3 separate regions of the Homo sapiens genome follow, and regions 2 and 3 are each linked to region 1. The links are chromatin contacts, found by Hi-C or POLR2A ChIA-PET in ENCODE. All regions are on one chromosome and are shown on one strand. The core of a region is the stretch at or near the end of the contact, and the rest is flanking DNA. Distances in the headings are between cores, read along the strand shown. Region 1 holds the start of ECE1-AS1 (ECE1 antisense RNA 1). Region 2 overlaps USP48 (ubiquitin specific peptidase 48). Region 3 overlaps EIF4G3 (eukaryotic translation initiation factor 4 gamma 3).

Region 1 (3,978 bases), core at 1,440-3,939:
CAGGCTTGGGCTGCTGGATGCCAGGCAGTTCATGTTCTAGCTTACTCGGTATTTACAATGGCCCTTTTACGGATGAAGAAACTGAGACCTGAGGGTGAAAACAACATGTCCGAGGTCACATGAGCCAGGAAACCTGTGAGTGGGCTCAGGTCTGTCTTAATTGCCTGATAAATGTTGTTTCTAACTCTGTTCCACAAAGGATTCATGATAGGTTATAAATAAAATACATTCAGTAAAACGACATGCAATACCAAATGGAAAATCAGAATCACGGAAAACAGAGTGGAAAATGTGGACAAGGAAAAAGCTGAACCTAAAGGCCAAGAAAGTGCCCATAGGCGAGTTTCTGATTTGGCTATGAGTTTCCTGGCAGCCAAAGAAAAAAGAGATACAAGCTGATTCCTGTTATTAAAAAGTAAAGAAGCAGTTTACACTTTCAGGAACTTCATAGTAAATTTTAAAATAAGCTAATCACATGGAAATTTCTCTGGTGAAAAATACTGGGAAATATAATGGATAATGTAATAATAATAAATGTCAAGTGGCATATCTTTAGAAATGATAGCCATATTTTTATATCTTATCCCTTGCCCAAAGTTGTGTTACTTGGGTTTGTTTTTGTTTTTGTTTTTTTGAGACAGGGTTTTGCTGTGTTTCCCAGGCTGGTCTTGAACTCCTGGCCTCAAACAATCCTCCGGCCTGGGTCTCCCCAGGTGCTGGGATTGCAGGCATGAGTCACCATGCCCAGCCAAGCACTTTATCTATATTAACTCATTTAAGTGTCACCACAGTCCTATGAGGGAGGTACTATTGTTATCATCATCCTCCTCATTTGACAGATGAGTACTGAGGCACAGAGAGGCTGAGTCACTTGCTCAGGGTCACAGAGTTGGGAAGTTCAGACTGGGGATCTGAAATGAGGTTTAGATCCAGAGATTTTACCCACTACATTATAGCATCTGTGAAATATAAGTGTTTAGCTACCAGATAATATGAGTGTGTTTTAGATGACATGTAAAGATTGAACAGATCCCAGCCAATTACCAGCACCAAAAGTAGTAACTGATGGGGACTTCGGCCACAAAGGGCAGCGTCTCTAAGGAGCTGAGGCTTAGAGACAATGTGAAAGTAGCTGTGGAGGGTGTGGCTCAGTCCCAGGCCTCAGAATTTCACATGTGGGGCTTCCCTTTTCCACCTCATCACCCCAAGATGACTTAACAATCCCCCGCCTTTGGCCAACCAAACGCAAGAGCCATATGAGTGACTAATGTCGTCTGGGCAAAGGGGGTCATGCCCAGGTGCTACCAGGCCAGGAGGCTTTTGTCGCCAGAAACCTGTGCGTGTTTATATTTCTCGTTTCTGCTCACCACAGGCCTTTGATTTACAAGGGTGGAGTTTCCAGAGCTGGGCACTGTTGCACCTTCATCTGGCTGTCATCACTTCCTCTGTGCAGCTGGGGCACCGGGGACTGAGGACGGGGCAGTCCACAGGGAGCTGTGGTTCCACCCCTTCACTCTTGGTTTCTGCCAGGCCCTCCTCTTGAACACTAGACCCAGATTCAACCCAGATTTCTCCTCCACGGCTGCACAGTGCCAGGAAGGGAACTGAGAAGACCAAAGTGGAGGTTCTTTACCTTCCCCAACACACTCGGGGCCAGGCGTGGCACCCACAACTGCAAATGAGACAATTAGGGAGAATAAGTGCTGGCTGCCCTGTCAGCCCAGAGCCTCAGTCTGCCCAGGGCACCCAGACTCTGTGAGGTTCCCACCTGAAGAAGCAGTTCCATCTTCCACAAGGAGCACAGGACCAAGAGTCCAGGACCCAGGTTCGAGGCCCAGCTCTACCACTTTCTCGCCGCGGGGCTCGGGTTCTCTGGAGGCAGCGTAATGGAGTCAGTGGGTTTGGCAAGGGGAAGATTCGCATTATGGCTCCCTCAGTCTCCAGGCAGGTGACTCAGGGCTGGGGGGAGGTCCTTTCTCCTCTCTGACCCTTGGTCATCTCATTTGTAAAGCGGAGGTGATGATTCTCATCTCAGGGACGAGGCACTGTGGGGTTAGGAGAGAATTTGTCAAGTGGCATGGTTGGTTTTTGGTCTGTCTAGGCCCCTCCCCCTCTCTGTAAGCTGGAAGCGGTACTTGTGAGGCTGAGGCTCTAGGTGGGTGTGGGGAGCCATTGGGGTAGTGAATGGAAGGCCCTGGGCGAAGGGCCCCAGGCAGCTGTTGAAATGTCACTCACCCACTGTGGACTTCCCACCAAGCAGAGCCCGCCAAGCCTTTCCCGTCTGAGGTGGGTTCAGTTTCACTACCGGGCTGAGGCAGGCATCTCAGGAAGGGGCCCTCGGCTTTTGTGTGCTGAAAAATAACCAGGCTCCATCTCTGCTGATTTCTGCTTGGGAGTTCCGTGAGCTTCCTGCATCATCTGTCCACAGACAGGCTGCCGCAGGGTGGACATCAGAGTCCCTGGGGTGGCTTCCGGCCTCCCTCCCTTGCCTCCCGCCTTTGCTCAAACATCTGTAGAGGCTCCAGCCCCAGACTAAGCCCTTAAGGAGACAGGGTCCCGTGAGACCCAGCCTCTGCCATCAGGGTTCTCCTGTCTAAAATGCTGTGTGCCTCAGTAAAAGGCAGCATGGGGTAGGGTGGCTGTGTGGGGACACAGAGCCAGGGACCAAATGCTGTCTGGGGTCCCTGGAGGGTGGTCAGGAGAGCTTGCCAGAAGGGGGAAATCTCTGAAATGAGACAGAAGGAGGAGGAGCCATCGCTTAACCACACCTGGGCGAGTTAACTTCCCCAAGCCTCAGTTTCATTCTCTGTAAAAGGAACCAGTGATACCTGCTTCTGAGGGAAGGGTGAGAAGCTTAAAAGAGATGGTATAAAAGAACTGACAAATCCCGTACACCAGCCGGGTGAATCCCTTACACCACCCACATGCCCCGGGGAGATGTTCTGTGAACTGAACTTCTTTTTCAAAAGTCTTTTCCTCTGGCAATCGACACCTGGTAACGTAGTGTAACCAAGTGTCCTGTTCTAGAAAAAGCCCAGCTGCAACCCAGCAGTAAGTGAAGCAGCCTCAGAGTCCCCTCTCTCTCTGGGATGGGTAATGGAAACTCCTCCACCCAGTGGGAGTGAGGCAGAAGTCTCCAGAATTCAGAGCTTTCCCATGCACCCTGCCTCCCCAGGGCCTGTGACCTTTAGATGTGTTCCCTGTTTCTGTAGGCATTATGAAGTTAGATGCAGGAGAGTTCTTGAGAACTTGAAGGCACTTCCCCTCTACTTGTCCCCCCTTTGATTTTAACAACCGTTTGTTGAGCACCTACTCTGTGCCGGGTGATGGAGAGTCTCTGTTGGACAGGCCAGACAAGGTCCCAGCCCCAGTAAAGCTGTGGATTCTGGAGAGGGACAGAGACAGTGATGATAAAGACATGGAAACAAAACAGTCTGCAACAAGTACTGTAAAGGAAAACAAACAGGATGCTGTAACAGAGAATTTGGGGGACTGCTTAGGGTTCCTGGGACATTTGAGGAGCTGGTAGGCTGAGATCTGAAGTTGGAGCTGACCATGGGAAGAGTAGAGAGGAGGAAAAAATGTTCCAGATAGAGACAACAGCAGCTACAAAGGTCTTGGGGGAAGAAGAAACTTGTAGAAACTGAGGAGTTGTGTGAGGAGGTTGGTGGGGGAGGGGGCGCTGGCAGCACAAGATGAGGGCCCAGAGTGGGCAGGGGCCATGGGGCCTGGTGAAGGGTTTGGATTTCATTCCAGGACAGTGGAGGGTTTTTAAGCAAGGGAGTGGTAATATCAGAATTTTTTTTTATTTTATTTATTTACTCAGACAAGATCTTGTTGTGTCGTCCACGCTGGAGTGCAGTGGTGCAATCACAGCTCACTGTAGCCGCCACCTCCTGGCTTCAAGCGATTCTCCCACCTAAGCCTCCCAAGTAGCTGGGACTACAGGCGCATACCACCACGTCCTGCTAATTAAAA
Region 2 (3,978 bases), core at 790-3,289, 470 kb before region 1:
TATTGGCCTGGCTGGTGTCAAATTCCTGGCCTCAAGTGATCTGCCTGCCTCAGCCTTGCAAATTGCTGGGACTACAGGTGTGAACCACTGCTCCCAGACACTGTCTCATATTTTGTGAAACACTCAACCTCCTTGATCTGTTTTGATAGTTGATAGACACAGGTACACATAACTGTTTTTCTACTGTAAGGAAATTGGCACACACATGATGATAAATGATCCTTGATACCTGGGGCCTACTCCTAAGGAGGGATAAAATGGAGTTAGGGGCATTGGAGAATGACGAATGGGAGAGGCTACAGCCCTCTGTGGTTGGCATTCTGCTGTGCTGCTAAGGCTGGCTTTAGAAGTAACAGCTTATAATTAGAACTGTGATTTGTGTCTGCCTGTCCATCCGTCCTCCCTCCCTCCCTCCCTTCCTTCCTCCCTTCCTTTTCTTGAAACAGAGTTTCTCTCTAGTTACCAGGGTTGGAGTGCAATGGCATGATCTCGGCTCACCGCACCCTCTGCCTCCTGGGTTCAAGTGATTCTCCTGCCTCAGCCTCCTGAGTAGCTGGAATTACAGGCATGTGCCACCACGCCTGGCTAATTTTTTGTATTTTTAGTAGAGACGAGGTTTCTCTATGTCAGCCAGGCTGGTCTCGAACTCCCGACCTCAGGTGATCTGCCCGCCTTGGCCTCTCAAAGTGTTGGGATTATAGGCGTGAGCCACTGCGCCCAGCTGTTATTTGTGTTTGTTAAGTAGATTCTTTACCTCTCCAAGTAAGAGAACAAACACAACCCCGCCCCCCCATATTGGGCTATGTATGAAAGGCTTAGCAACAATTTAGAAGTTTAGAAAGCCCAAGCCCTTTTAATGCAAAGCACCGCCATTGGCTTTTTGGTTCCCACCTGAAGTGTGGCCATAGAGGCTCGGGAGCCATAGGTTTGGCCTGGGGTGGTAGTCTATCACAGGTCACCTGCACTTGGCATTCTGCTGTGGTGGTGTTCTAGCCGACTGAAGACGTATTCAGTGATACCTAGCAAGCAATTAATTTAAGAAAATTTAAAAAGAACAATGCCAGTGTTGTGGGGCCTAATAATACAGATTGCTCCCAGCTTCTCATAGTAGCTTTTGAAAGTCTTATTGTGGTAATATTTAGGCCATAGGTTGTGTTTGCCTTTTGATGCCAGCTTTAGAACCAGTTGAGTATGCATGATTTTTGGGTGGGGACAGGGAGAGCCTACCTTTTCTTCATTGTCTGAATTATTTTGCTATCAGGAACTGGAGACTAAAATCTAAACAGATCCAGTGGAACTATTTTCTGAGAATGATGTCTGTGTTTGACACATGGGAGTATCTGTTTCCCCAGCCAGGTCGTGTGAATTTTTTTTTTTTTTTTTTTTTTTGAGATGAAGTCTCGCTCTGTCGCCCAGGCTGGAGTGCAGTGGCGTGATCTCGGCTCACTGCAACCTCCGCCTCCCAGGTTCAAGCAATTCTCCTGCCTCAGCCTCCTGAGTAGCCAGGATTACAGGCGCCTGCCACCACGTCCAGCTAATTTTTGTATTTTTAGTAGAGATGGGGTTTCACCATGTTGGTCAGGCTGGTCTCAAACCCCTGACCTCGTGATCCACCCGCCTCCGCCTCCCAAAGTGCTGGGATTACAGGCGTGAGCCACCGCGCCCGGCCCGTGTGAAAAATTTTTACCACCCACTTGTCCAAGAGGAGGGAGTGAACAAACAAGACTTGATATTACACCTTTGAAAAGCAGAGTTGAAAGGATTGACAAAATAAGTGCCTACTTTGTTTTAGAGGTATATTTTCACCATGGTTACTGACACTATTTTTTCCTATCTGCCAAAGACCTTTGGGAGAGTCCATTGCCACTAGCTGTAATTTTCTTTCGAAAGAACCTTCCTAGTATATCCTTGTCACTGTTCCCAGGAGAGATTTTCTGTTACTTTTCTCAGTCTCAGAATCAGTTTTGTTTCTTCTTTTTTTTTTTGAGACGAGTCTCGCTCTGTTGCCCAGCCTGGCTGGAATGCACTGGTGCGATCACAGCTCACTGCAAACCCTGCCTTCCTGGTTCAAGCGGTTCTCTCACTTCAGCCTCCCAAGTAGCTGGGATTATAGGCACACGCCACCACGCTTGGCACATTTTTGTATTTTTAGTAGAGACGGGGTTTTGCCATGTTGGCCAGGCTGGTCTTGAACTTCTGGCCTCAAGTGATCTGCCCACCTCAGTCTCCCAAAGTGCTGGGGATTACAGGCAGGAGCCACTGCACCCGGCCAGTTTTGTTTCTTTAACTCTCTTATAGTAGACCTTTCCCATTAGAGATGAGTTATAAGCACTAAAACAAAACCCTAGCTTCTTCTCCCCACAGTGGATGGGTTCTACTTTATTTCATTAATAAGCTTTTTTCCCTCCTAGCTTTGATATAAGCTGACAAAACTGTTCTTAAATTGGTCGAACTTGTTTTCATTTTTATTTTTTCAAAAGTTTTAAAATAGAGACAGGGTCTCACTTTGTTGGCCAGGCTGTAGTGCAGTGGCTGTTCACAGGTGCAATCATAGTTCATTGCAGCCTCCAACTCCTAGGCTTAGGCCATCTTCTGCCTGAGCCTTCTGAATAGCTGGCACTATAAGCATGTGCCACCACACCCAGCTTCATTTTTATATTTTAGAAGACAGTATGTTTAAACTGAACATTAAAACAATTATTTACTTATTTTTGGAATATGTAACACATTTTATTGTTCAAAGTCTGAAAGGTATAAAAAGTGATGGGGTCAGCCTGGGGCAACATGGCAAGACCCTGTTTTTACAAAAAATAAAATAAAAAATTATCCAAGTATGGTGGCATGCACCTCCCAGCTACTCCAGAGGCTGAGGCTGGAGGATTACTTGAGTCCAGGATGTAGAGGCTGCAGTGAGCCATGAACATGCCACTTCAGTATGGGAGTCTCAAAAAAAAAAAAAAGGAAGTTCAGAGTGTTATTTACTTCTGACTTATAGCTGGCAAGTACAGAGATAATCTTTGCCGATAAGGTTGTTTCCAGTTTATAATGTACTCTTCTATCTAAACAAACGGGTGTGTTTACCCCATTTGTAAATAAAAAACATGGCAACATGATATGCAGTGTTTTGTACCTTCCTTTTTTTTTTTCTTTTTTTTCTTTTGAGACAAAGTTTCCACTTGTTGTCCAGGCTGGAGTGCGATGGCGTGATCTTGGCTCACCACAACCTTCACCCTGCTGGGCTCAAGCAGTTCTCCTGCCTCAGCCTCCCAACTAGCTGGGATTAACAGGCATGCGCCACCATGCCCGGCTAATTTTGTATTTTTAGTAGAGACAGGGTTTCTCCATGTTGGTCAGGCTGGTCTCGAAATCCCGACCTCAGGTGATCGCCTGCCTCAGCCTCCCAAAGTGCTGGGATTACAGGCGTGAGCCACTGTGCCTGGCCCACCTTCCTTTTTTCAACTAATGATATCGTTATATATCACAACATTAAAAGCTTTCCCTACCTTTTTTTAAATTTATTTTTATTTTTATTTTTTTTGAGATAGAGTTTTGTTCTTGTTGCCCAGGCTGGAGTGCAGTGGCACGATCTCGGCTCACTGCACCCTCCCGCCTTCCAGTTTCAAGTGATTTCTCCTGCCTCAGCCTCCTGGGTAGCTGGGATTACAGGCTCCCGCCACCACTCCTGGCGAATTTTTGTATTTTTAGTAGAGATGGGGTTTTACCATGTTGGCCAGGCTGGTCTCGAACTCCTGACTTTGTGATCCGCCCACCTGGGCCTCCCAAAATGCTGGGATTACAGGCGTGAGCCACTGTGCCCGGCCTACCTTTTTATTTTTTGACAGCAGTAGTTTTTGTTGTTTGGTTATATTGTAATTTATTTTGTTACTTCCATATAAATTTCCAGTCTTTTACTGTTATCAGTAATCCTTTAGTGGGTATCCTACAGAAATCTGCAGAACTTTGTCCTGTAATGTTCCT
Region 3 (3,978 bases), core at 475-2,974, 270 kb after region 1:
CTGACCCCCCCCCACCTCCCTCCCGGACGGGGTGACTGCCGGGCGGAGACGCTCCTCACTTCCCAGATGGGGTGGCTGCTGGGCGGAGAGGCTCCTCACTTCTCAGACGGGGCAGCTGCCGGGCGGAGGGTCTCCTCACTTCTCAGACGGGGTGGTTGCCAGGCAGAGGGTCTCCTCACTTCTCAGACTGGGCGGCCGGGCAGAGACGCTCCTCACCTCCCAGATGGGGTCGTGGCCGGGCAGAGGCGCTCCTCACATCCCAGATGGGGCGGCGGGGCAGAGGCGCTCCCCACATCTCAGACGATGGGCGGCCGGGCAGAGACGCTCCTCACTTCGTAGATGTGATGGCGGCCGGGAAGAGGCGCTCCTCACTTCCTAGATGGGATGGCGGCCGGGCGGAGACGCTCCTCACTTTCCAGACTGGGCAGCCAGGCAGAGGGGCTCCTCACATCCCAGACGATGGGCGGCCAGGCAGAGACACTCCTCACTTCCCAGACGGGGTGGCGGCTGGGCAGAGGCTGCAATCTCGGCACTTTGGGAGGCCAAGGCAGACGGCTGGGAGGTGTAGGTTGTAGCGAGCCGAGATCACGCCACTGCACTCCAGCCTGGGCACCATTGAGCACTGAGTGAACAAGACTCCGTCTGCCATCCCGGCACCTCGGGAGGCCGAGGCTGGCGGATCACTCGCGGTTAGGGGCTGGAGACTGGCCCGGCCAACACAGCGAAACCCTGTCTCCACCAAAACCAGTCAGGCATGGCGGCGCGTGCCTGCAATCGCAGGCACTCGGCAGGCTGAGGCAGGAGAATCAGGCAGGGAGGTTGCAGTGAGCCGAGATGGCAGCAGTACAGTCCAGCTTTGGCTCCGCATGAGAGGGAGACGTGGAAAGAGAGGGAGACCGTGGGGAGAGGGAGAGGGAGGGGGAGGGGGGGAGGGGGAGGGGAGGGGGAGGGAGAGGGAGAGCCCTTACACCACTTTCTATGTCATTTTTACTGTTGTTAGGTAAATTGTAAATCCCTGTGCATAGGAATCGTGTCTTTTTCAACTTGATTTCCATGACTTAGAATTGCTACTGCAAACAAAAAAGAAAAACTCACAAACTTGTTAGATTGCTACATCTGAAGTCAAGTATAGTTTGAGAGTTTTTTTCATTCTAATGTGAGTAAAAGTTTTTGCGTGCCTAATGTTTTTAACTGAGGGTACTACTAATTAGCATCCTCGAAGGAAAGAAAACTGAAAGTGATTTTGCTTTAAAGCTTGTTATTCATAGTAAAAGAACATTTACCATGTAATTCAGGGAAGCTTTAGAAAGAAAACCTAGGGGATCTGTTGGCCATATCAAAAAAGTACAAGCTACATGGACAGTGAGGTGATACTGTAATACTTCCACCTGTAGGTCAACTGGAGAGACTTGGTTTTTTCCAAATAGACCTAGCTTAATTGTGATGACGCATGCCAACCTAATTAACCTCCTAATGTTACTTGTCTTTGTTTTTGTATTGTCAGGAACTTGGTGTGTGGGTTGGGAATATTAGAACATAATAGAACTATGTGATGTCTAAATTGAGCTTTAACACAAACTGGTTGGTGTTATTGAGGGAAAGTATAACTTATTAGTGGGAATGGGAAAAGAAGCCTGATGTTGTGGTGAGGTAGAAATTTCCACTGTGTTACTGTGAACAGGAAGTAAAGGGCTAATGGTCGGTGACTCAGCTGTTTTCTGAACCTGTCTCATATGATTCAGTGTGCATGATGTCTGTTTATTCTCGACAGAGTAAGTACTACGGGAGTCACATTACACAGGCAGACATAATGTTTATTTAACCAACTCAGTGATGACCTAAAAATAACTTGTGGGGTTTTTGTACTACATTTAGCATAATCAGATAGAAAAATCATAATGGACACCCATCATTGAGTGCTTTCCCTTATAAATAACTGGATATATAGTCAGCCAGTACTATTTCATTTCTTACATTGTTAAGGTGCAATCTTTGGTATTTAAATGAAAGGTAGCAAAAGAAGATAGCCTTTAAATTATCCATAAAATAATTCTGTACCATTTTAGATTATACTTTGGACAGATATGCATTTTCGGTGCTTAGTGCCATCGTTGAGGTATTTTTGCACCAAAATTTTCATATAGGAACCTTTTTGTGAGGCTATAGCAAATGTTGTTTTGAAATAGAAATTTACGTATTTGCTGGATTTTATGTTAATATTAAATTATAGTAGCAATAGTTTTACTTTGATTTTCTTGATTTATTCATCTTGTACTGAAGGTTTGTGCCTACCATGTACTGTAATTGAGTCTTAAATATGTCAGAGCCGGGCACGGTGGTTCATGGCTGTAATCCCAGCACTTTGGGAGGCTGAGGCAAGTGGATCACCTGAGTTCAGGAGTTCGAGACCAGCCTGCCCAACATGGTGAAATCCTGTCTCTACTAAAAATACAAAAATTAGCCAGGCATTGTGCTGCGCGCCTGTAGTCCCAGCTACTTGGAAGGCTGAGGTAGGAGAATCGCTTGAACCCAGGAGGCAGAGGTTGCAGTGAGCCGAGATTGCACCCCTGCACTCCAGCCTGGATGACAGAGCAAGACTCTGTCTCCACATAAAGAAAAAAAAAGAAAGAAAGAATCTTAAGTATGTCAGAGTATGGTTACTGTTATGCTGTATACCTGTTACATGCTTGGCTTTGAAGGAGAGAGCACTTGGAAGCCTGAGCTTACATAATAATCATAATCTGCTCATTGTCTGAGAAATTGTGAGTTGTTATGGTTTATTCTTTTTGACATTTGAGTATTCTTGCTCTCAGAGGTGCAGCATTTGTAGCATGTAAACTTTAATCAGAGATTATTTCAAAAGGGAAAGGGAAGCTAGAGTCACTAAGAAGAAATAGGCTGGGCACAGTGGTTTATGACTATAATCCCAGCACTTTGGGGGGCTGAGGTGGGCGGATCACTTGAGGCCAGGAGTTTGAGACCAATCTGGCCAACATGGCAAAACACTGTGTCTACTAAAAATTCAAAAATTAACTGGGGGTGGTGGTGCATACCCATAGTCCCAGGTATTCGGGAGGCTGAAGTATGAGGATGGCTTGAACCTGAGAGGTGAAGGTTGCCGTGAACAAAGGTCTCACCACTGCACTCCAGCCTGGCTGATAGAGGGAGACTCTGTCTCAAAATTAAAATAAATACATAAATAAGAAATAAATGCCAGCATTCTTTTTACAATAATGCTTTATGTAGTGGGAATGTGTGATCAATCTAATAGTCAGTAGAACTACCCAGTGGTTGATGCTATATATAAAGTAGGAAATACGTACCCTTTCTATAATTGATTTTAAAAGTTTCTGCATTAAGCTTACACTCTTTTATTTCACTCCATGTTTCAGTAAAAATCACAGGACTTGTTTTTATTTACAATATTATACCATTGTTTGAATATTTAATGGGATTTATATTTTAAAATGTTTTAGTTGGTATAGTTATTAGATATTCTGTATTAACCTAGAATGGAAAATTAAAGTATGTATCTTCTGATTCACTGCATGTAAATAGGACCTGACTTGGACATCGTTTGAAATGTATTCCAGTAATCGCGCTGGCTATACATGGTCCCATACCTGCCCTTATCCCAACAGATAAATGGTATTCTTCTTTATTTATTCATTTATTTATTTATTTATTTTTGAGACAGGGTCTCACTCTGTTGCCCAGGCTGGAGTGCAGTGACATGATCTTGGCTCACTGCAACCTCCTCCTCCTAGGCTGAAGCAGTTCTTCCACCTCAGCCTTGCAAGTAGCTCAGACCACAGGCATGCACCACCATGCCTGGGTAATTTTTAAATTTTTTTTGTAGAGACGGAGTCTTGCTGTGTTACCCAGGCTGGTCTTGAACTTTTAAGCTCAAGCAATCTTCTCACCTCCGCCTCCCAAAGTGCTAAGATTACAGATATGATCACTGTGCCTGGCCCCGCA

What was found. Hi-C counts contacts between places; a loop is a spot of excess contacts on that map. ChIA-PET counts read pairs that join two places held with the same protein, here RNA polymerase II (POLR2A). Pooled maps may share reads with other maps.
Region 2: a pooled map shows a loop between it and region 1 (11-fold over the local background). The contact joins the enhancer-like site here to the promoter of ECE1-AS1 in region 1. A Hi-C loop is called at or near these places in 6 of 37 single-sample maps with no recorded cell type and 9 of 50 pooled maps.
Region 3: a pooled map shows a loop between it and region 1 (10-fold over the local background). The contact joins the enhancer-like site here to the promoter of ECE1-AS1 in region 1. A Hi-C loop is called at or near these places in 4 of 37 single-sample maps with no recorded cell type and 8 of 50 pooled maps. POLR2A ChIA-PET finds 5 or more read pairs at or near these places in 2 of 52 experiments (AG04450 and activated CD4-positive, alpha-beta T cell).

Annotation. Positions count from the first base shown.
Region 1 is chr1:21,292,001-21,295,978 of GRCh38, reverse strand. It overlaps ECE1-AS1 (ECE1 antisense RNA 1), which reads right to left and starts at 2,689. Exons shown (of 3, transcript NR_038404.1): 1 at 2,236-2,689; 2 at 1,769-2,045. It also overlaps a transcript of ECE1 not described here. RefSeq lists enhancers at 1,113-1,272, 612-1,811, 2,653-2,742.
Region 2 is chr1:21,760,277-21,764,254 of GRCh38, reverse strand. The region is part of intron 1 of USP48 (ubiquitin specific peptidase 48); the gene reads left to right. Among named protein-coding and RNA genes, the nearest start is that of USP48, 21 kb to the left of the region's middle. RefSeq lists an enhancer at 2,274-2,353. Within about 2 kb of position 2,039, at least 4 of the 41 ENCODE cell types and tissues checked have a DNase peak (open chromatin) inside an H3K27ac peak, as active enhancers do.
Region 3 is chr1:21,020,202-21,024,179 of GRCh38, reverse strand. All of the region lies in intron 4 of EIF4G3 (eukaryotic translation initiation factor 4 gamma 3), which reads left to right. Among named protein-coding and RNA genes, the nearest start is that of MIR1256, 34 kb to the right of the region's middle. RefSeq lists a silencer at 1,270-1,564, a cis regulatory region at 1,703-1,713 and an enhancer at 1,636-1,780. Within about 2 kb of position 1,724, at least 26 of the 41 ENCODE cell types and tissues checked have a DNase peak (open chromatin) inside an H3K27ac peak, as active enhancers do.